Regions from separate parts of the Homo sapiens genome. Here region 1 is linked to region 2. The links are chromatin loops, found by intact Hi-C in ENCODE. Cell type or tissue: CD4-positive, alpha-beta T cell. All regions are shown on one strand. Each heading gives the region's core, and the rest is flanking DNA. Links, peaks and the distances in the headings are about the cores only.

Region 1 (8,000 bases), core at 1-8,000, 69 kb before region 2:
TTTAAAAATTATGTAGATAACACATAGATACACACTTTTAACTTCTAAATACAGAGGTGTCCAATCTTTTGGCTTCCCTGGGCCACATTGGAAGAAGGATTGTTTTGGGCCACATATAGAATACACTAATACTAAAGATAGCTGATGAGCTAAAAAAAAAAAAAAAAAAAAAATCACAAAAAAATCTCAGTGTTTTTACAAAGTTTACAAATTTGTGTTGGGCTGCATTCAAAGCCCTCCTGGGCTGCATGTGCCCTGTGGGCTGCAGATTGGACAAGCTTCTAGCTAGAACTTTGTGCATGTTTATTCCTCAAGCGTCTGTTTCCCAGCAGTAAAAAGGGGAAAAAAATTGAGTTAGATGCATAAAAATAGGCACAAAATTTCAGGCCTTCTAAATGTTCTTTTGGGGGTTTGGGAATATATGGTTGGGATGAGAGTGTGAACCTTGTCTTTTCCTTAGAATGATATTTTCTTAAAAGCAAAATAAAATATGTGGGGACATGTCTTTCCTCAGCTCCCTCGTCTTTTGTCCTAAACAGCAACAAGTTTTTGTTTCTGTAAGGTGCTGAGTATTTGGCTTAGAATAAAAAAATATATGTTCTATGAAGCCAGAGATAATGTACCTATATTATTCTGATATTTTAGGAGTCTCTCTCTCTCCCTCTCTCTTTCTCTCTCTGTATATATATATATATAGACACACACACACACATACACTTTATTATTTAGATTTGTTTTAGGTTCACAGCAAAGTTAGGCAGAAGGTGCAGGTTCCCTTATATCCCTTGTCACCACACATGCACAGCCTCCCCCGTTATCAACATCTCCCACCAGAGTGGTACATTTGTTACAATCAATGAACCTACACTGACACATCATGGTCACCAAAAGTCCATAGTTTACATTAGAGTTCATTCCTGATGTTATGTATTCTATGGGTTTGACCAATGTATAATGACATGTATCACTATTATAGTATACAGAATAGTTTCATTTCCCTAAAAATGCTCACTGCTTTGTCTGTTCATCCGTCTCTCCCCTTCCCATAGAAACCTTTTTACTGTATCTATAGTTTTTCCTTTTCCAGAATGTCATATAGTTGGAATCATACAATATTTAGTTTTTTCAGATTGTCTTCTTTCACTTAGTAATATGCATTTAAGGTTTCTTCATGTCTTATTTTTTATTTTTTTTAGAGACAGAACCTCACTCTGTCACCCAGGCTGATGTGGAGTGGCGCTCCTGGCTCAAGTGATCCTCCCACCTAAGCCACCCAAGTAGCTGGGACTACAGGCATGTACCAGCATGCCTGGCTAATTTCTGCATTTTTTGTAGTGACAGGGTTTCACCGTGTTGCCCAGGTGGGTCTCAAACTCCTGGGCTCAGGCAATCTGCCTGCCTCAGCTCCTAAAGTGCTGAGATTACAGGCATGAGCCACCGTGCCCAGCCCCAGGAGTTTTTTTGTTCATTCTTTGGGTATTGATTTTTTTTTTAACCTTGTTGATACTTTATCAGCAAGCCTAAGTATTTTTAGTAATCTTGCAGTTTTGCCCTCAGCTACAGGTTTTCATAGCTAACACGGAAGCAGGAATTTATGAGTAACAATTTGGTTTCTTGGTGTAGCATTGTGAAGCTCTCATGCTTTTATCAGAAGCCATCTGGTCATAGACACCACAAGTCACCTGGGTGGTCTTGGTTTCTTTTGATTTTATCATTCTCAGTTTGATCACAAGCTGAGTGGTTGGAGATGAAAAGACAGCGGCCTGTGGTTTGAACTTAGTATGGTCTTTTGATGAGAACTGAACAAAAGATAGAATACTGACCTTAGATAGTCATGGGTAAAATTAACCAAAAGCAGACAATCTGAAAAAACTAAATATTGTATGATTCCAACTATAAATATATTAACAATACTCCAGTATTGGAGTCTGTGTGCTCCAATACTGAAATATTGAGAGAAAGAGCTAAAATCAACGAATCAATAAATATTTATTGATGAAGTCTCAGAGTAGGGCATAGGTGTACCAGGTAAGTCTTGGTGTGGAAAAGCAAAATTCACTTTGGTTTTAAAATCCCAAATAACAGAATAAATATTCAAAGCATGATGTAGTATCTCTGTGTACTCCTCACAAGATCTATCTTCTACATTCAGGTCTGTATGCATGTGCTTTTTAGTAGGAAGTGTCATTGAAAAAAATTTTAATCTTCTTGTTTAAATTAATACTGAAGTGCTCTTCATTTCCTTCCTTCCCCGGCTCTTTGTACTGTAGTTTTATCATGATGACTACTTATTTTCCACTTAATTAAGCTTTTTCACTTAATGTTATTTCTTAATTCCCACAAGAATAAATATTATATTTTCAGGATCTTAGAGCTGTGTAGAAGTGTTTGTTTCTTGTAGGCTGCAAAGATGGAGTCAGAGATGAATCCTTCCATCTTAAAAGTTCTGGTGATATAAACGATTCCATACTCCAACCAGAGGTGAAGATTCATATTACTGGTCTTCGAAATGACTACTGTAAGTTATCATTTAGATTGGGAATTAAAAGTTGAAATGACAAAATGCATCCTGTGCTCTGGTATAAACTTGAAATTTGATTAAACCAGATGGCCTTTATGTCTCATATCCAAATAGTGTAGCATCCAAATATGGCTAATATACTTGGCTTTTCCTGGTGCAACTTTCATATTTAGGGATGGTATTGTTAATGTTGGCATGGTGTGGGAAATATACATTTTATGTTACTGTATTAGAAAGAATTGTACTAATGATGGTCTATTCTTATGTATGTATTTTAAATATGGGTAAATCGAATCAGTCAAACAACTGCATTGGGTCTACTTGTTATGTGCCCAGCTTGTAATCTAGTTTGGAGGACAGGACTAACTGACACGGAACTGATACCATATGCCAAGGTAGATTATAAATAATAAATCATGGGATATAAGGAGCTATAAAGACTAGAAGGAGCTTAGTGAGCTTCGGTGTTGTCCAGAAAGACGTTGTGGAGATATTTATACTTAAGCTGGGTCTTGGAAGATCATTAGAACTTGGAAAGGTATAGAGGAGAAGGACCATTTTTGGTATTGTTAACAGCATGAAGAAGGCAGGATGTTGGTAATTAAGATATTTAATGGCAATGAAGAAGATACATTGGGGACTGGTGAATAGGTGGGTACAGATTATGGAGAAAAATTCAAATTCAGAAATTTAGATTTGTTTTGGGAGTTGTTGACTAAGAGAAACATCAAAGGAAAATTCATGGCAGAGTATGCAGAATGCACTTAGTAGGAAAGAGCTGCCAAAGAGTAAAGGCTTATTTTTCCTCCATGAAGAAAAGAAATGGGATGAGAAATGAATTCATGATTATTCCAAGTTTTTGAAGCAGGAGAAAGAAGGGTGGTGTCACTGAGAAGACAGATTGGCAGAGGAGGTGATTTGGAGAGGAAAGACTATGCTTGAATATTATTTTAAAGGAGACAATCAGACATAGAAGCAGTTTGGCAGATTATTTGAAACGAATGCTGGTAGTTGAAAGAGGATGGACTAGCCCGTAGGTCAGATGATTATGATTGAATCCAGGAGCCAGTGTAAGCTCCCTAGATGAGGGAGAGAGGAGCAGAGGGAAGGGGTCTGGGCTCCATGGAATATCTAAAAAGAGGCATGAGCTGGAAAAAGAAAAATCCCTGAAGGGAACAGTTCTCTATCTCCCTATTCCTTCAGCTCCTTCTCCAAGAGAATGTATTGTCATGACCAACTAAGAAGGATGGATTTTCAAAAAATGTTAAAAAACTGTTATATTAAAAAGAAACAATGTTTGTTCCCATTTTTCCTTTAAGCCACAGCCCTTTTTCTTTCTTTCTTTTTTTTTAAACAGAGTCTTGCTTTGTCACCCAGGCTGGAGTGCAGTGGCTCACTGCAGCCTCCGCCTCCTGGGTTTAAGCAATTCTCGTGCCTCAGCCTCTTGAGTAGCTGGGCGTGTAGCTACAGGCATGTGCACCATGCCTGGCTAATTTTTGTATTTTTAGTAGAGATGGAGTTTCACCATATTGGCCAGGCTAGTCTCGAACTCCTGACCTCAAGTGATCCGCCTGCCTTGGCCTCCCAAAGTGCTGGGATTACAGGCATAAGCCACCATGCCCAGACGCACAGCCCTCTTTCTTTCCTCCCTTTGACAGTACAACTTTCAAAAGATCTTTATACTTATAATTTTCTATTTCTCTCCCCATATTGTCTCAAATCCACTCTAGTCAAGTTTTAAGTCTCATCATTCAATTGAAACTACTCTTCCAAACATTACCAAAGAACTCCTCATTGTTATAGCCAACAGTTACTTCTTAGACTTCATACCGAACCCTAACAACTATATTTGAGACAGCTGATCAATCCCTCCTTCTTGATATCCCACTCTTTTGGGTTTTGTCCAAGAGTGTCTTTTGTTCACTCTTTCTCATCCTTTTTTGCTGATTTGTGTTTCTCTTCCATTTCCCTGACCTCTAAATGTTGGAGTACCCAAGGCCTGTTCCTTGGACATCTTTTCTTTTTTTACTTCTGTTCTATTTTAATTGATCTTAGCTTTTTGGCTATATCTCTTTGTATTGTGTTTTGTCGTCATTTTTCTAGGGATTACAATGTAATTTTAACTTTCTTAGTCTACGTAGAGTTACTATTGTACACATCACACAATATATAAACATCTTGCAATCACATAGGTCTCTCAAAGTCCCCACTACTTTTTAGGTTATTGTAGTTGTCATGTGTTTGTTTGTTTGTTATTGTTTTTTGAGGGAGGTTTTGAGGGAGGTTTTCACTCTGTCACCCAGGCTGGAGTGCAGTGGTTCAGGCTGGAGGCTGTAGAGGCTTACTGTGGCCTCTACCTCCTGGGCTCAAGTGATCCTCCTGCCTTAGCCTCCCAAGTAGCTGGGCCCACAGGCACATATCACCATGCCCAGGTAATTTTTTGATTTTTTATAGAGATGGGGTCTTACTTTACTCCTCAGGCTGGTCTTGAACTCTTTGGGCTCAAGTGATCCTCCCACCTTGGCCTCCCAAAGTGCTGGGATTACAGGTGTGAGACACTGTGTCTGGCCTGTCATGCATTTTATATTTACATACACTGAAAACCATCCAATTGTAAACGTTTTAAAATTTAAAAAGTATTTAAATAGCTTAAGAGGAAAAAATGGCTCCTATGTTCACCCAAATATTTACCAATTTCAGTGTTCTCCTTCATTTCTGAAGATCCAAGTTTCTCTTTCATATATTGTCCCTTTAGCCTGAAGAGCTTCCTTTAGCAGTTCTTGCAGATCAGGTCAGTTGGCACAGACTTCTGTTAGATTTTCCATCTTCCAGTTGATGAGATTTTTGCTGGATATAGAATTCTGGGTTGAAAGATCCACCACTGCCCCCTACCCCCAGCATTTAAAAGATGTTGTTCCATTGACTGTGGCCTCCATGGTATCTGGTGAGAACCCCATGGTCACCTTGTTATCCTGCTTCTAAGACCTGACTCTACTTACACATATGTTAGATTTTTGGATATTATTCCACAATTCGCTGAGGCTTCATTCTTTAAGAAATTTTTTCTCCACATTCTTTAGATTGAATAATTTCTGTTATCTATATTCAAGTTTACTCTTTCCTCTATCACCTCTATCCTGCTATTCAGTGTATCCAAGGAATTTTTCAGATATTATATTTTTCCATTTTAAAGTTTGTATTTTGTGGTTTTTGTATATTTGATTTCCATTTTAGAGCTTTGTTTTATGGTTTCTATTTTCTTTACTTAGAAAATACTTTTGATTTTTCTGTTTATCTGTTAAAGCTTCATATAAAGTTTCATATAAATTTTCATTCATTTCATGTGTGTTTTTCTTCACTTCATGGAGAATATAATGGCTGCTTTAAAGTCTTTGATAATTTCTATACCTAGGTCACCTTGGAGTTTTCATCTATTGGTTATGTTTTGTCTTTACATTTATCCAGTAATTTTGAATTGTGTCTGGATATTGTAGATGTTATGTTATAGTCACTGGGTCCTGTGGAGAATGTTGATGTTTTGTTCTGGTTGATGTTTTTGTTCTAGTTAGGTTCACATTTTAAGTTTTGTCTTGCCATTTGTGGGTGGTGTTTCAAATCTTAGATCAGTTTCTTAAACTTTGACCATGCTGGTTTGGGTCTGTATCTCATACATGTGGATCAGAGCCTAGGCTGAGACTTGTATGGATGTTTCAAATCTCAGTTCGTTTCTTAAAGCCTTTACTAAGGTGATTTGAGTCTCTTCTGCATGTAGGTGATTTAGGGGTAAGGCTGAGATGTGTGTGAATTAATATACTCACACTCAGAGGATCTCTTTCTTTTGGCTTTCCCATGTCTAGGACTTTTCCCTCATACTGGTATCAGTTCTATGCCTCAGGCTCTTTTCCATGGTTTCTCTGACCAGAAATATGGTGGCCTTTTTGTCAGAGTCTTCGCTGGCACTCCATCAATGGGGCCTGTCCTCAGGGCAAAGGTGTGAAAGAAGAAAAGTGGGAAACTTACCCCCCGCCAGTTTGCTTCTCCAAATTTTGACTCCCTTACTTAGTTTACTGCTTTTCCTTACTTTACAGGATCTCCAGGTGTTTGTTTTTTATATTTCATTCAGAGTTTATATTTATCATGGGGACGGAATGTATTGTAGGGGTTTAAACTACTGTAGGGGAACTGGTGTGCTACTTAGTTTTATACTGATACGTGTCAGTCAGGAGTTTCTGACTGATAAGAAATAAGATAGGGTATATTTTAATAAATGGTCATACAAATATGTTTTCTCTTAGCAGTCAAAGGTTTCTTATTAGTATAAGCTATAGAATACTGTTGAGAACGTGTAGGTATCATACATGAACCACCACCTCTTCTAGCTGGGTGGTGTTTTTGGTTAGAAATGATGGTGGCATCTCCCATATAGATATCCTAGGTCCAAGAGTGTCTCCATAAGAATTATATGCTTTTAACTTTTACTGATCCGTTAAACGAAGTCTACATGTACTAATAATGGTAGATGAATCTGCCAAGTTCTTTAAATGGCTCTAAATAAATATATTTCAGTGTAAATAATAAGCATTATTGCTTATTAGACTGTGAGTGTTGACACTAGATTCTATTCCACTTTTCATTTTTGAACTTTTAAGGATTTTCATGGTTCCATGTTTCCATTTTCCAGCTAACCATGGGGATGGTATTATTCTTTTCCCCCTACCTATAAAGTTGTTTATTTGAACATGTTTTCATGTGGCTGTATAATTATACTAATTTGAAGTGCTTTTCTTATAGATCTGAATATCCTAGATTGGAGTTTTCAGAATCTTGTTGCCATAGCCCTGGGCTCTGCTGTATACATCTGGAATGGGGAGAACCACAATGGGATTGAAAACATAGACTTAAGTCTCACTTGTAACTATATCTCTTCTGTGTCCTGGATAAAAGAGGGAACTTGCCTGGCAGTTGGCACCAGCGAGGGAGAAGTGCAAGTACTGGCCAGTTTTTTTTTTTCTCATCATGTTCTCTGTGTATTATTACACTATAATTGACTTTTAATAACAAGTTAATGTAAAATAGAGAAACTAGGTGTGGCTCTTGAAGTATGGGGAATAAAAGGAGATGACATTCCGCTTTTTTTTTTTTTTTTTTACTGAATGGTTTTTAATGAAAACGTAAGGATACTCTGGTTAGTTTCCACCACAATCTTTCTGTCATATTTAAAAATATATTTTCTCTGAAACTAAAGTTGGGCTTGTAGAATCTCCAGTTTTGGAGCTTTGGAGAGAGGAAGATACTTTCAGTTCTCCTTTTCACCTGAAGCCGTGATTAAGAGTACAGTTATAGAAAATGAGTGAATTTTTTTTTCTGATAGGCTCCTTGAGATGGGGATTTATCAAATTTCCATCAATCTATCTGATTTCTCATGTATCATTATTATTGTTTATTACCAATAGAATAAACAATATCACTCATGTGCAAA
Region 2 (16,686 bases), core at 4,637-12,636:
CCATTCTGGTGCTGACACAATGAGCCATGACCAAAGTGGCCATGTAGTAGGGCTGGAGGCTTCGAGAGAGGGATTGATCTATTGAAATGATATTTACACAACCTGTCCTCAGGCCAAGGTGCCTGGTGGTAGGGGCTTCTTATCACCAAGGCAATCCAGCTACCACCACTGCTGAGTGCCCCCTTGCCAGCAGCAGAGACTCATGCTCAGCTCTTAGTATGGCACCATTTCAATTACACCCTGACAGGGGCAACAACTATTTTTTTCTAAAATTAGAAATTGTATATATATATTTTAGAGATGGGATCTTGCTCTGTAGCTCAGGCTGAGCTCCAGTGGTGTGATGATAGCTCACTGCAGCCTTCAACTCCTGGGGTCCAGCGATCCTCCCACCTCAGCCTCCCGAGTTGCTGGTACTACAGGCACATGTCACTGTGCCCAGCTAATGTTTAAAAAATTTACTTTTTGTAGAGATGGAGTCTTGCTATGTTGCCCTATCTGGTCTCTAGCTCCTGGCCACAAGTGATCCTCCTGCCTTGGCCTCCCAAAGGGCTAAGATTACAGGCGTGAGCCACCACACCAGGCCTCATTTCTTATAATTGATTCCTACTCCAGATGTGGGTTTACCTTCCTTGCTAGCAGTGCATCTAGGAACACATTGATTGACACATTGACATGATGTTTACACAACATAGCTTCAGACCAAGGGACATATTTTATCCCAGAGGAAGTGAAACCAGGGAAAATGACCACTGGGTCCCATGTAATCCATTATCCGAAAAAATAGCCAACCTAATGGAAGGGCAGAGTAGCCTAACAGAGGCATAGGAAAGGTGGCAGTTGAGAAAAAACTTCTGGTGGTTTGAGATGTTGAAGCAATGGCCAATATTATGGGGCTGTGTCTCCCGAAACCAGATTATGCAAATCTACAGGGGCAAAGGAGCAGGAATGGTCCCTCTTATGAAGATTCCCTGTGACTCTTTTGTACAATTTGTCCTTTTCATCTCTGTAATGTTAGGTTCTGATGGGTACAGAGGCCTCGGTTCAGGATCAGGGAGGGTGGGGAACTGCTTCTTCCCAGGACAAAGTAAGACAGTAAGAGCTCCATCCAACTGGAAGATGGGACTAATATAGCCAATTTAGGTCCCTCATGTCAGTGGACCAGAAAGCAAAGAACAGACTTATTATACTGGGATGGGGTGATTATAATTGACCCTGTTTACCAAAAGGAAAGCAGAGGATAGCTAGGGGTGTTGTCACACACTGTGAACAGGGAGGAGTATATATGGAACCCAGAGGATTCACTGGGTATCGCCTGGACTTTCTGTGCCCAAGGACAATGGTAAATGAGCAGTTGCAGAGATCATGACCTGATAAAGGCAAGGCAATGAAGGGCTTGGGCTCCCTGGGGATGAAAGTGTGGGTGATTATACCAGGAGAGAATCCAAGAGCAGTCAAATTCCTGGCCAAAGTTGAGAAAATTCTGGAATGAGTGGCAGAGAAAGGAGATGACATATTTCAATGTGGGAATAACTGTGGTAGAAGAGACTGTAGCTTTTTTTCATTAACACTCTTGCCTTAAGCTTTTTTAGAAATTGTGGCTGGCCACCAACTTGGAGGGGACGCTGACTCCACCCCCAACCTAACCTCTGTGGGGAAGAAGTGAGGACAAGGCTATTCTCATGAAAATGGAGATGTCATATTTTACTATAGAGGTCAGTTGTAATGGGACAGCACTAATGAATCTATGTCCCACATCTTTAAGTATACACCAGATGATCTCTGCCTCATCTGTTCTTAGGCCACTTAATCCTTGGGCTGCATGGGCTACAACCAACTTCACATAGACACCACCCAATGTCGCCTTAGCTTATGCCCTAACAACGTATCTCTCATATTCCACCTCTTTTCCTCATGGCCACTGGAGTGTCAGATGCCAAAGGTCTTCCTAGTGCCCACACATAATTCAGAAGTGGAGATGGGACAGTAAATGCCCTTCAGGGTAAAAGCTGACCAATGAGAGACAGAAGCTAGTGTAAACATTCCCCTTTGCCTGCCTGGGTGGACTAGACTGAGACAAGGCAGCTCAGTTCAGAGGGTGGTTCCATGAGTTCAGGCATCCGCTGCACCTCATACCAGAGGTGGCCATAATGGCAGTGCACCCTCTAGAGACTTCTTCCCTGCCTCTCTCCTTCTTTGCCCTGCTTCTCTGGTATCATAGTGCTTAATAAAATAGTAGCATCTCAGCTTGTTCTTCAGGCTTTGCTTTTCAGAAACAATTGCTAAAAAAAGCGGGTTATATAATATTCTCATTTTGTTTATATTATGTACATGCACATATACATTTAAACACACATGAAGAAGAATACTAGAACATATTTATTTTCTTTTTTTAAAAAGTCTATTTTATTTTAAATTCTGGGATACATGTGCAACGTGCAGGACGCGCAGGTTTGTTACATAGGTAAAAGTGTATTATGGTGGTTTGCTGCACCTATCAACCCATCACCTAGGTACTAAGCCCAGCATGCATTAGCTACTTATCCTGATGCTCTCCCTCCCCTTGCCCCCGCTGACAGGCCCCAGTGTGTTTTTTTCCCTTCCCTGTGTCCATGCCAGAACATATTTTAATACCAAATGTTAACAAGAGTTATCCCTGGTGATTATGGGTGATTGTTTATTTTCTTCCTTTTATTTAATTATAGTTCTATAGCTTTAACATTTTACAATGAATGTGTTAAAGGACAAAAATTGTTAATAAAATAATAGAACTTTGTTTTTAAGAAATATTAATCATGAAATTTTTTCCTACATATGATCTACTATATATTTTATTTTACCCTTTTTTTAGAGTATTGATACCCCTAAAGATAGGTGACAGTAGCAGTTATAATATTTACATGTTGTTTCAGATGTGAAGATTTATTTTAATGATCGAAATTTTTTTCTAGTTAGTAAAAATTTCTATATTTGGACTTTTTATATCTGAAACGTGATTTCACATAAGATAGTTAATCGAACACTATATCTGTTAAATCAAGGTTTACAATTGAAATAATATGTATATAATTCATGTAATTTCACATTCATTTATTCTTCTCATATTTGTTAATAACTTTTTGTGTTAGACTGTATTTTGAGCATTGAAAATGCAAAGAATTAAGACACGTTCTCTGTACTCAAGAACTCACCATTGAGAGGGGAAGTTCTCCTAATGTTACTTATCTTCTCTCACAGTTCTCCATCCATCCATCCATCCATCCATCCATCCATCCATCCATCCATCCACCCACTCACTCAGTCTTTAATGATGGTCTATTGTGTTCCAAACTGCAAAAGGCATGAAAAGTAAATGTTGCCTTATAACAATGAATCTTGGGCACTTGAAGCTGATGTGGAATAATTTTCCTAACATATGGAATTGGTATAGAATATGATTTCAATAAGTGTATTCACTCAGCATGTGTTTGCTCAGGTGCTTCTTATGTGCTGGTACGGTGCTGGATGAATAGATAAATCTGGGCCTAAGGACCTGGATTATATACAGAACCTGGGAACTATACCTAGCTCAGTGTTTCAGGAGCCTACGTGTGGAAGAAGTAAGAGATGAGGTTAGAGAGAGAGGAACATTATGGAGAACTTTCAGCACCATGGCAAATAAGGTAGATAGACTCTCACAGGACAATGGGGAGCCAGTGAAGAGTTTGAAGCAGGCATAGGATTCTGTCTTCATTAGAGAGACCACTCTGACACCAATGTGGAGGCAGTGGCAGCTCTGGAATGTCTGTATCTAGGAGGTTTAAGGAGCAGCAATCTGTTGGAAGGGGGAATTTGGAAAGTATCTTGGAGCAGTGTTTTCATAGCAATACCCAATTTTAACCTAGAGTGAATGCTTACTAAGGATGGAAGTGTTTAATGGGAGGGAATGACAGAAACTCATATTAGCAGGGGGAGGCTGAAAGTTTCCAGTGATGGAGGAGGAAGTGAGGCTAGAGCAGGGTAATTAGTTAGGAAATTATAGAACAGATCTGTACTAACAGAGGCTGTGGGGATGGAAGGGAAGGAACAGATAAGAGGGGTTAAAATTAGTTTGTTCAGTGATAATGAGTTTCCACAAAGAGATGATAAGAGGAATTTGGGGGCAGGGCCAGGAAACAGTGGGCTGGATTGGAGTGTGGGGCTGGCAATGGGCTTCTCTACTTGTCTTGCCTCATGGTGCAGGAAGTAATTGGGAAGAAAAGTGAGGCCAAGGGAGACTTTTTTTTTTTTTTTTTTGAGATGGAGTCTCGCTCTGTCACCCAGGCTGGAGTGCAAAGGGAGGCTATTTTTAAGGTGAGAGGAATAACAGTGTATTTGATGTTAGAGGGACTGATTCTGTAGAAAGGGAAATTTGAGGTAGGTTTACAAAAAGGAAGAATTGGTGGTATAATGTTCAAATAAGTGAGGGGGATGGGTCCTGTGCAAAGTGGAGGAGCGGGTCCTGGATGGGAGCGCAGAGAGTCTGTCTACAGTTATAGATGGGAAGTGGAGTGTGCAAGTGCAGACATGGTAGGTGGGTGGATGTGGTGGAGGGAGTCTGTAAAAGTCCCATTCTGACTACTTCAATTTCCTCAGTGCATAGGGAGCCAGGTCATCAGCTCAAAGTGAGAATGCGGAGTGGATATTGCAGGTTTGTGGAGAGAGGAGAAAGTATGAAACAGTCATTTAGAAGAACAGGGAAAATGAAAGAACTAAGGAAATGTAATACTGATTGCCAGGAGGCATTCAAGACCCATTTAAGGTTCATGGTCATTAATTAAGATAAGGCCAAGGAGTTGTGTGATTTTTCTTAGATGCCTATGATGAGTTACAGGTGAAGAGTTTATTTTAACTAGGGTGGTAGTTTTCTAAGCAAACACAACCAAGTGATAAAAGGACCCTGGAATTGAAAGTGTAGGCACAGCAGTGATTGAAAATAAGTGATTATGTACAAAAATTAGCTGGGCGTGGTGGCAGGCGCCTGTAATCCCAGCTACTTGGGAGGCTGAGGCAGGAGAATCGCTTGAACCTGGAAGGTGGAGGTTGCCGTGAGCCAAGATTGCGCCACTGCACTCCAGCCTGGGTGACAGAACAAGGCTCCATCTCTAAATAAATAAATAAATAAAGAAGAAAATAAGTGATTATGGAATTCAAGCTTGGTGTGTGGGGGGAAGTTAAGACATGAAAAGACCAAGGAAGTGTGAAAAGGTGGTAGGGTCAAAGAATTGGAGTTCCTGCAGAGTTGAAGGATTTGCTCTACCTGGTACTGGAGAGACTACTGAAATGGAGATTCCGGAGATGCCCTTAGTGCTGATGACAGGTCTAGGGAATGACCACAGTGGGTGGAGGGGAGTAGGAGATAAGTGAAATAGTGTGAAGGACAAGCTATTGAGGTGAAGGAGAAGAGTTTAAGGAATTGAAAGGCCAGGTGCTGAAAGGATATTGAAATCACCAATTATTAAGACAAAAATAGTGATAGAAAAGGTAGCAATAAGCTAGGGTTTAAATTATCAAGAAATGAGAGGGTTCCTCAAAAAGCTAAGCATAGAATTACCATATGACCCAGCAATTTCACTCCTAGGAACATACTCAAAGAGACTGAAAGCCAGGACTAGAACAGACTCTTGTACAGCATTATTCTCAATAACCAAAAGGTGGATATAACCCAAATGTCCTTCAACAGATGAGTGGATAAACAATGGAATATTACCCAGTCATAGGAAAGGATGAAGATTTGATCCATGCTACAATGTGATAAACCTTGAAGACATTGTGCTAAGTGAAATAAGCCAGATCAAGGGACAAATATTGTATGATTCTAGTTACATAATATACCTAGAATAGGCAAATCCATGGACACAGAAAGTAGATTAGAAGCTATGAGGGGCTAGAGAGAGAGGGGAACGAGGAGTTGTTGTTTAATGATTACAGAGTTTCTGTTTAGGGTGATGAAAAAATTTTAGAAATACATAGTAGTGATGGTTGCATAACATTGTGAATATAATTAATGCCACTGAATTATACAATTAAAAATGGTTAAAATGGCAAAGTTCGCTACCTACATTTACAAAAATTTTTCAAATTAATAATGTAATATACCCGAAATCATTGAACTGTACATTTTAAATGGTAAATTCTATGGTATGGAAATTATATCTCAATAAAGTGGTTAATAAAAAAGAAATGAGGGGACTGTGCAAGTGATCATGAGAGGCGCAGAATAGTGAGAGGCAGTGAGTGGCCTCGTGGGATGACATGAGATGCAGACCTTCCATTGGGCTGGGGAGCAGGGGTGGGCAGAATGGTCTAGCAGCTTCATTACGTAGAAAACCCACCACATAGAAACCTCCAGTCCTAGACCACATCTAACTGACCAAATTGCAACCAGAAAGATTTGGTGGGAACCCCATAAAAGTCTGTTCTCATGACAAAGTTCATTCTAAGTCCACAGGTCAGAAAATCAAGCAAGTTGCAATTACCTTTCTCCCACCCACCCCACTTCAGGGAAATCCTGTTCCTACACATCCTTCACCAGATGCAGGGTGTAGGGCTGCCCCTGTCCTGCACCAAAAGAATCAGACTCAGATATGACTCTGATGTTAGAATTATCAGAAAGAAAATTTAAGTAGTAATGATTAATATATTAAAGTGTCCAGTGCAAAAGGGGGATAGCATGGATGAACATATAAGGGTATTGACAGAGAGATGGAGACCATAAAAAGGGACCAAATGGAAATGCTGGAGATGAAAAACACAGTGAAAGACTAATAACTTTGTTATTCTCAGTAGCAGACGTGACTGTGCTGAGGAAGTAGGGTACTTGAAGACAAGTCAGTAGAAATTGCCCCAACTGAAGCACAAAGGAAAAAAAGTGAAAACCAAGACAAAACAAAAATAAACTCAGAGCAGACTATCCAAGAGCTGTGGGACAATATCAAACTAACAGTGATGTAATTGGAATCCCAGTCAGAAAACAGGCAAGGAGACTGAAGAATATTTGAAGAGATGACGAATAGAGTGAACATTTTATCCACAGTGAAGGAATGAAAGGCTTTGCACTCTTTGTTAACCTGGGCCTACATTTGCAGTCTGATTCTTTGTTTCATTAATCTGATCTACTTGGACAAACTTACCTTTCTAATTCAAGTTTTAGAACATGATATATTCATTTATTCCATTTAAAATACATATGAAGTATCTAGTTACTTTCTGAATTGATTGTATGGTCTAAATGAGGACCAGACTAGCTAGTCTCTAGTGCTGCGGTCAGGGAAAAGAGTAGGACTTTAGAAAGAAGATAGCCATGGCTCTAAATTCTGGCCCTGCTGTTTAATGTCTATGTCATATCTGAGCACAGCAGTACCTAGTTTATGAGGCTGTTGAGAGGATTACGGTAAAGTAATTGTTCTGACTGTGAAATACTTGGTTTGGAGTGGTCCCAGGCCTTCCCACGTTTCCTTCCTGTTTTCCAGGTGATGATGAACTGGTTGTCAGGGTAGAGAGGTACTAAGGTAAAGTGTTGCATGGCACATAGTTGGCACTCAGCAAATGTCAGTGCACCTCCTATACCCTAACTAAACCTGGACTCACCCCCAAATCATAATTGTTGCCAGATGCATCCCCGAGGGCAAAGCTGATTTCCTCTTTGTTATGATTGACGTGGGGGATGGATGGAGCCAGAAGAGAGAAGGTCTCCAAGTGAGTCAGAGCCTGGATGGGCTATGCTGCCTGTCTCATTTCCCAGGAATTACAGACTTTGTCATCCTTCCTTCTAGCTTCTCTCAGCACCTAGAGACCCAGGGTTTTAGCCCAAAGCAACATATGAGGCAGTACCTGCCCCGTCAGAGGGGATAGTGCTCTCTTCTAATTTCTCTGCCCCCAAACAGCCACATGCCTGTTTGATTTTCTGTGAACACACATACAAAAGATTATAGTATAAGACATTTATAAATTGACCTTTCAAAAGTAGTTGAATTGGCAAAATTTGATAGTTAACTGGTGATAGGGGCTGACAGATATGGAAAGGTTTCTACATTATTCTCTGTACTTTTGGAGTCCTTGGTGGCTTACCTGTGCTGTCTATATTAATTGTACCTTTGACAGGAGAGTGACCTTATAATATATTAATATATTCTTGCCATTCATTTTAGAGAGATGATTAAACTTGACCAGTTCACCAAATATCCTGTATCAACATTCTGACAGGATTTGACTAATTACAGTGAATTACAATGTAAAAAGATATCCAGCCTAGAGTATTTTAAATGTTTATTCTGCATTTATTTGGACTTTTTGGAGTTATTTTATTGATAGTATATGGGACAGGTGAGTTTTTTTTTGGTCTGAGTGAACTTGAGAAGCATATAGGCATATTTGACTTTTTATAGTGTTTACAGAGAGCAATACAGCCACAGTGTTTGTGGTTATGTACTGAACCACTTGAAAGCACAGCTGTTGGGCAGAGTGGTAGCTCGCTAGCTGTTTGAGTTAGATACACCACATCTTACTATAATAAATAGTAAATATTTAGAGGCTAAAAACCATATCTTACATTATGGGAGAATAGAATAGAACTAATTATTGGGACTTCTGGGGGCTCTTGGCAATTTGGATTAGTTTTTGCTTTGTCCACCAGATCACTTCATTAAAAACGATGTAAGTACTTCTCAAGGAAGGTATTTAAGGGTAAGTGGATAATAAGAACTATTTATTTTCTTAATTGGCATCTAAAGAGGGATGCAGGGGAGTCCCAGGGTGCCCTGGGCGGCAGGATGGGATGCGGGGTGTGGTGGGATGTGGGTTGCGGTGTTGGGGAATGGAGCGGGTGAGAGCGTGTGCATATGCATGTGTGCAGGATGCTGACCGAATGTGAAAGTGAAGGCTCGATTCAGATGTCTTCAGCTAAAATAAAACATTTCAACTAAGCTGATAAAATCATGAATGAGGTATTCATGAGGAGATGTTAGTGTAGAAAAATCTCCAGAGTGGCACTTTTTAAAGAGTAAAGATGGAACAGTATTTATCATGTAGCTTGCCCAGCAGGTTTATGTTGGAGCTGGGATTAGGACCCAGGTAATTGGCACTTCTTGCCTGATGCCCCAAGACACTTCCCGATCAAGTTCATGGCATTGTACCAGGTATTAGGGGATGGTGGTACAATTCCAGTCTCTTGCCCTCTGGGAGATTATAGTCATGTAATATGCAGCTAGACCAGTGTTTTCTTTCTTTCTTTTTTTTTTTTGAGAGGAAACTTGCCCACCTCATTGAATCTTCTGTGGAAAACTAAAATATAAAATAGATGAAAGTCAGAGCTGCTCTGACTATGTGTGTATACATGTGGGGGTCCCAAGTCTTACCACCCCAGCCTCCTCCTCATAGCTCCTTCTCCTTCTTGGGTGATAGGGCTCTAGGGAACAGCTGGGAAGTTTGTGATCTATCCTCAGGCTCCTATGTTGGAAGGGACTGTGAGGCACAGGGATGGGAATGTGCAGAGAGAGGGCTCTGTGGGGCTTATTGCCTGCCTGGTGTTTCCACCGGGCAGGGGTTTGATGAAGATGACATGTCCTCCCAGTGCAGCATCTATTTCCTTCAGTGACGGGGGAGCAGGGGTATTAGAATAACTAATGGTGGCACAGCTTTTTTCCAGGCTTGTTGGACTTTTCTTGTAGAATTTCATTTATTTATTCATTGGTTTAATTATTTATTCATTAATTTGTGAGATATTTACTGAGTTCTTGTTCTGAGACAGATGCTGAACTAACATACTCTGGGGGAGGGGACCAATAGGCTAGCCTGAAAACTGCCTTCCTTGAGGGCTTCCTGAACAGATTTTGACAACCATTCTGAAGAGGGCAGGTGAACCAGCTCTCAACATAGACACCACTGGCCAACCCGTGTTGCCAACTCTTTCTGGACATTGAAGGCTCCTGGCTTTTCTTCACCAACATTAGAAACACACAACTGCAAGTGAACTGTATCTTGGCGGAAGAGCTCAGGTCAAACTGTTGTATTTTTGGATCGAATGCTGGCTTTATTCTAGCACGAGGAAGACTTTGGGTGTGAATGAATTTAGAGTAAGGATGGCAAGAACATCAGAGAGCCCCAAAATGTCTATTGCTATTTTCACAGGCTCTAGATGCTATTTCAAAAAGCTAAGTATGTACAGCATGGCAGATATTGAGGAAATTAATGTACATCTTTTTTGCTTAAAAAACTTCATGTTGTGGCCTGTAATAGTTCATTTGCTTATTTTTATTTTTAAATTTTTTGCAGGATTCTTTTTATTAAAGTAAGACTTATACAAATGGAATTTACCATTTTAACCATTTTTAAGTGTACAGTTTGATGGCATTAAGTCCATTTACATTGTTGGGCAACCGTTGCTACCAGCCATCTCCAGAGCTTTTTTCATCTTCCAAAATTGAAACTGTATACTCATTAAACAATAACTCTCCATTCCCCACTCTCTCAGCCCCTGGAAACTACCCTTCTTTCTGTCTCTGTAAATTTGACTACTCTAGGTACCTCATATAAGTAGAATTATACAGACAGTATTTGTTCTTTTGAGACTGGCTTATTTCACTTAGCATAATATCCTCAAGGCTCACCTATGTAATAGAATATGCCATATTTCCTTTTTATGGCTGAATAATATTCCATTATATGTACAGACCACACTTTATCCATTCATGCATTGATAGACATTTGGGTTGCTTCCATCTTTTGTTTACTGTGCATAAAGCTACTCTTAGCAGGGGAATATGAATATTTATCTGTTTAAGTCCCTGCTTTTAATTCTCTTGAGTATATACCCAGGAGGGGAATTGCTGGATCATATGCTAATTCAATTTAAATTTTTTTGCTGAACTACCATACTGTTTTCCACAGTGGCTGCACAATTTACATTCCCACTCAACAGTGGGCAAGGGTTCTGATCTGTCTACATCTTCCCCAATACTTGTCACTTTCTTTCTTTTAATTATAGTCATCTTAATGAGTGTAGAGTGAATGAACAACTTTTGAACAAAAACAATGCATTCATCTTTCTACAATGTTAATTATAAAACAATTTAATACAACTCTTAGGTACCTATTCTAAGTTTCACATGAGTGTTATACTAACTGACTTCTTTCTAAAACTTGGACAATTAAAGTCTGTTCTCAAAGCAAATAGAAAAATGGTAGTATAGTAATATGATGAAATATTATACAGTTATTTCACCTGATTCTCTTGTGCCATGACCACACAACCTCAGGACTTCCCATTCATATGCTTGCTATCCAGTCACTTCCAACTGTAAGCACCTGCAAATCTTTGCCAATGAGCTTTCTCTGAGTGTCAAAGCCCTCTGAGCCCCTTCGCAGAGCAGCCTTAAAATGCTGAGGATTAAAACCCCCTGGAAGCATCTCTCAGCCATTTGCCGATGGGAGTTAGTGAATAAATACCCCAGCTGCTTCACCCCTTGGTTGGGTTAACTCTAGGGTGTGTTCCACACTGTCTCCCGGGGTCCCCAGTGGGGATTGAGCCCTGGTGACTCACAGTGGTAACTTGCCCAATAACATATCCTTCACTGGTTTCCTCATTTTTCCCAGTTTTCTGCAAGTATTTCTTGGGATTACCTCCTAAAAGAACTATTTGTACTCACATCCATGTCTCAGCACCTGCTTTTTGGAGGGACCCAACCCAAGACAGTTGTTATGATGATGACCATGTGGACTTTTTTGTTACATGGTAAAGAGTTTATAAAAGAATGCTAAATTTAAAAAAGACTACATCTAGATTAAAATTACGTTTATGTGAAAATAAGCTTCAGAACTGACTATACATTTATGTAAACTGGTTTTATTTTCAATGGAGGCATTTTATGTGTGTTTTCCTGGTGAAGTTATTTACGTATTATAACAGAAATGAGTTTCCTTGAGCATTTCAAGGCTTTGATCATCGTTGTATATACATTTGAAAATGTCATGTCTCTGTTATCCTTAGAGTACAACCCATGTCCTTCCCAGATGGTTCAAGTTACATGGCATGTTTCTGGTTCATACAGTGCCTTACTGTGGAAAGATGGCTTCCTGCTCGCTCCTGGGTATATTATTATTTCCAGCTATGCTTAATTTTAAAAGGTAAATAGGGTTTAAAGTCCTACTCTCTTAGCTTTACAAATGTAGACAAATATTTATTTCCTTTTCCTTTTGTGCCAATAGATCTCATTTGCAATACTTCAGGAAATCTCACCCAATCAAATCTATGCCATTGTAACAGGAAATATTTTTAGTTTTCTTGTGATGGATCATTCTTTTGTATTTCCTATTCCCAAATGTTACTTTCACTAGTGTCTGAAAGGAAGATAGTTTAATGATCCTATTCAAGTTACTTCTGGTTATTTGAGAACAGGACTCACCATATGTTGTATACTCTGTATCTCTTAAGTGAGGATTTATGTGGAATATGAAAAGTATGTGGGCAAGGAGTTGTTTTTGAGTTTTTAGTGTTGTTGGCAGTCTAAACATTTCACAGAAGATTCAGTACAAACATTTATGTCAGATGAAATGTATAGCCAGGAGCTTAGGGAAAGAGGTCTTACTGAGGGAGAAATGTTAGACCCTAAAGAGGTAACTTCTGTTGGGAGAACACAATTTCCCTCAAAGCTTTGGGGGCAGGCACTGGGCAGCCTCAGTTGGTGGCCAACAATCCTATAAACCAACATGAAAGTTTCCTCAGAGAAACTAAACCCATCATAGGTGACACCATTATTATTCTAAGGGAAACTGACCTCGCTGTCATTGTTCACTTGGTTGTTACAAAATAGATGGCAGCAAATTGATCTTCCCTAATAATTCAAGGCTGTTTAGAAGTGAGGTGTACAACTTAAATCTCCTTGTAAGCCTTCCAACAGGATAAACATTCCTAACAGGCTCTTCCTTAGAACTCTGGGCAGGTGAGCTGAATTTTCTGAAAGGGTAAATTCATTTTGTTTAATAATCCCTTCTTTAGATAGGTCTTACCGCATCCGAGGACACTTAGCTTGCTTCTGAAGGTTGGGGGAACCAATAGTCAATAAATAAGGACCTGATATCTACTGTACATATACCAAATACCATGGTGGGCTCTGGGGAACCCTGATGAACAAAATCTTCAAGAGCAGGGATTATCTGTGTCTTTGATCCTAAATGCTCAGGTGCATCCTGTTGATTTTCACCTATCCATTTGCTTCTTTGATCTTGGGGAGCAGTATTAAATGTAATATGAGTTTGTGGACAGTGAAGTGGTGCTAAATCACCAATTTATCTTCTTCATCTTCAGTCTTCCCCCGTCCACCCTCTGTCTCCCACTAAATTTATTTTTGAGAAGATACAACTATAAAAATGATACCTATTATATTTTATTACAGGGGAACGTGTAGAAGACTGAGTTAGACCTTTAATATATTCTATAGAGGGGTGACTATACAAGAGAAGTTGCAATTCAACAAATTATTAACATTGAAGAAACCAATCGATGGCAAATTTTGATAAAAATTTGCAAACCTACGCTGACAAGGTGGAAGTGAAAAAGCCCTCTAAGATTGCTTTAAAACTTCTTTACTTTTTTGTGTTACCTCCTTGGATGACTTGCCCCTTTGTAAAAATCGCATTCCTTTGCTAGTTCACCTTTCAGTCAATAATTCTTCATAAAGTAAAACACTGGCTCAGAGGTATGCTGGAGCTGGCTTGTCCTAGCTCACAAGAGCCAACTGTTAAATTTTTAGGGATTTTGAAAGCCAGTTGTTTACTTAGCCAATATTGAAAATTAAGTTAGATAAACTTACAATTAAATAAATCATATAAAACAACAGTTGACCCTTGAACAACATGCGTTTGAACTTTGCAGGTCCAGTTATACACATATTTTTCTCAGTAAATATACTGGACAATTTTTTGGAGATTTGCAACAATTTGAAAAAATCCAAAGATGAACTGCATAGCCTAGAAATGTTGAAAAGTTAAAAAAAAGTCAGGAATTCATAAAATATATGTAGATACTAGTCTATTTTATCACTCACTACTATAAAATATACACAAATATATTATAAAAAGTTAAAATTTATCAAAACTTATGCATACAAATATAGACTGTTTATGTTGCCATTTGCAGTCGACAGAAATTTCACCAAACATAAAGATGCAGTATTAAATAATAACTACATAAATTAACTGTATTATACACTGTACTGCTGTAATAATTTTGTAGTCACCACCTGCTGCAATTGCAGTGATTTCAGTTGTTGCAAGTATCCATTTAAAATGCATGTGCTGGCTGGATGTGGTGGCTCACGCCTGTAATCTCAGCACTTTGGGAGGCCGAGGCGGGCAGATCACTTGATGTCATGAGTTCAAGACCAGCCATGGCCAACACGGTGAAACCCCGTCTCTACTGAAAATACACAAATTACCTTGGCATGGTAGTGGGCGCCTGTAATCCCAGCTACTTGGGAGGCTGAGGCAGGAGAATTGCTTGAACCAAGGAGGCAGAGGTTGCAGCGAGCTGAGATTGCATCACTGCACTCCAGCCTGGGCAAAAGAGTGAGACTCCATCTCAAAATAAATAAATAAATAAATAAATATTAAAATGCATATGCCACTCATCATCTTCTTGTGAGCAGTTCATCTCTCCAGTAAATTACAAATTGCAGTAAGAGGTGATCTTTTGTTGTTCTCTTGTATTTTTCAATGTGTTTAATGCAATACTGTAAACCTTCAATAACACCATGAGACCCATAGAAAGTGTCACCAACGATGGTGGAAGTGCCCCCAAGTAGTAAAGAAAAGTCATGACGTTACAAGAAAAAGTTAAATTGCTTAATATGTACCATAGATGAGATCTGTAGCTGCATTTGCTCACCATTTCAGATACATGATTCATCTTATAAGCAGACAATATAAACTTACAGTATTGAGAAATACAGTGCAGGACTGCGTTTCTTTTCCCTTATGATTTTCTTTCTTTTTCTTTTCTTTTTTTTTTCTTTTTGAGACAGAGTCTTGCTCTGTCACCCAGGCTGGAGTGCAGTGGCATGATCTCAGCTCACTGCAACCTCTGCCTCCCGGGTTCAAGCAATTCTCCTGTCTCAGCCTCCTGAGTAGCAGAAATTACAGGTGCCTTCCACCACACCCAGCTAATTTTTTGTTTTTTTTTGTAGAGATGGGGTTTCACCATGTTGGCCAGGCTGATTTCGAACTCCTGACCTCAAGTGATCCTCCTGCCTCGACCTCCCAAAGTGCTAGGATTACAAGCGTGAGCCACCGCGCCCAGCCTCCCTTATGATTTTCTTAATAACATTTTCTTCTCTCAAGTTTACTTTATTGTAACAATACAGTGCATAATATATATATTATACAAAATATGTGTTAATTGGCTGTTTGTGTTATCTGTGATGCTTCCTGTCAACAGTGGGCTATTAGTAGTTAAGGTTTTAGGGAGTTGAAATTTATACACAGATTTTTGACTCTGCAGAGGGTTGGTGCCCCTAACTCCCATGTAATTCAGGGGCCAACTATACTTCTTAATTATTTTATCACATTTTCCTAATACCTATACTGTTGAGGTCACTTATGTCTGTTGTGTCTGCACTATATAGTGGTGTGTTACTCAGCATCTCTTCCCAGCATCACATTTAGTGACGTCACATCAGTAGCCTGAAACTGGCTATGGTGGGAATATTTACACAATGGAAATCAGCAAACAATACAAATCAAGGCTTTTTCTTCCAAGAGCTGGTTGCTAACCATTTTACCAGCTCACCACTGACTGCTATGCTTTCAAGGGCATTGCACTTCCATCTCACCTTCACTGAGTTTTGGGGGTCATCGTGAAGGTCAAGGCAGTGAACCTCAGCATACTGGGATCCCAGGACACCAAGACACACAGAGGTTTTGCTTCTGGGTCACTGGCATAGTCTGTTTGGTGCTGACTGGCTGGCTCAGAGAGGTTTCCTCTCCACATTGAAGCTGTGGTCAGGAATGACAAAGGCTGTGTTCATAACCAGTAGGTCAGACTGAGAGACTTGGCCATCATGATTCTTGTGGGTCTACCTGCTTCGTGTGATCTCTCTGTGAGGCAGGAGAATAGGGTCTGGAGGCAGGGAACCTAAGGCCGATCCACACTGACTTCCTAGAACAACATAAACAGGAAAACCCCAGCTTTCCATGCCCAAGTGACAAAAGGACCAGAGGCTACTCCCTTTAGAACCCTCATGCCCCTTTTCTGGGTGGCAGATGAAAAATTGAAAGTACCTCTGATTGGTCCCCTCTTGCAACCAATCAGGCTGGTCGGGGCCAAGTCTTCATCTGCATAGGAGTATAACTTTGTAATTTCACTTCAGCCTCTGATTGAGGGCCACTACTTAATTTACATAGTAATTTACAAGTAACCAATGGGAAATCTCTAGAGAGTATTTAAATCGCAGAAAATTCTGTAACCAGTGCTCATGAGCCACTTGCTGAAGCCCACTCCTGCTCTGTGGAGTGTACTTTCATTTCAGTAAATCTGTTTCTTTCATTGCTTTATTTGTGAGTTTTTTTCCAGTTCTTTGTTTAAAATGCCAAGAATCTGGACACCCTCCACTGGTAACATCTGTACAGTGTGCTTTTCCTTTTCTGTTTTTCCTCTAACATCATGAACTCTGCCTG

What was found. Hi-C counts contacts between places; a loop is a spot of excess contacts. Peaks named below come from ENCODE experiments on the same cell type or tissue, not always from the same donor. Only the 100,000 strongest peaks of a DNase experiment are listed, where the experiment ranks them.
Region 1: it touches region 2 in a loop (2.1-fold over the local background); 4 of 110 quality-filtered maps call a loop at or near these places.

What each region holds. Positions count from the first base shown.
Region 1 is chr5:55,127,930-55,135,929 of GRCh38, reverse strand. It overlaps CDC20B (cell division cycle 20B), which reads left to right. Exons shown (of 12, transcript NM_001170402.1): 6 at 2,402-2,518; 7 at 7,313-7,509. Among named protein-coding and RNA genes, the nearest start is that of GPX8, 28 kb to the left of the region's middle. In CD4-positive, alpha-beta T cell, for the core only: no CTCF peak of the experiment used is centred there; no DNase peak of the experiment used is centred there.
Region 2 is chr5:55,054,386-55,071,071 of GRCh38, reverse strand. No RefSeq gene overlaps it. Among named protein-coding and RNA genes, the nearest start is that of GZMK, 38 kb to the right of the region's middle. In CD4-positive, alpha-beta T cell, for the core only: no CTCF peak of the experiment used is centred there; DNase peaks (open chromatin) are centred at 8,471 and 8,841; H3K4me3 peaks cover 852 bases.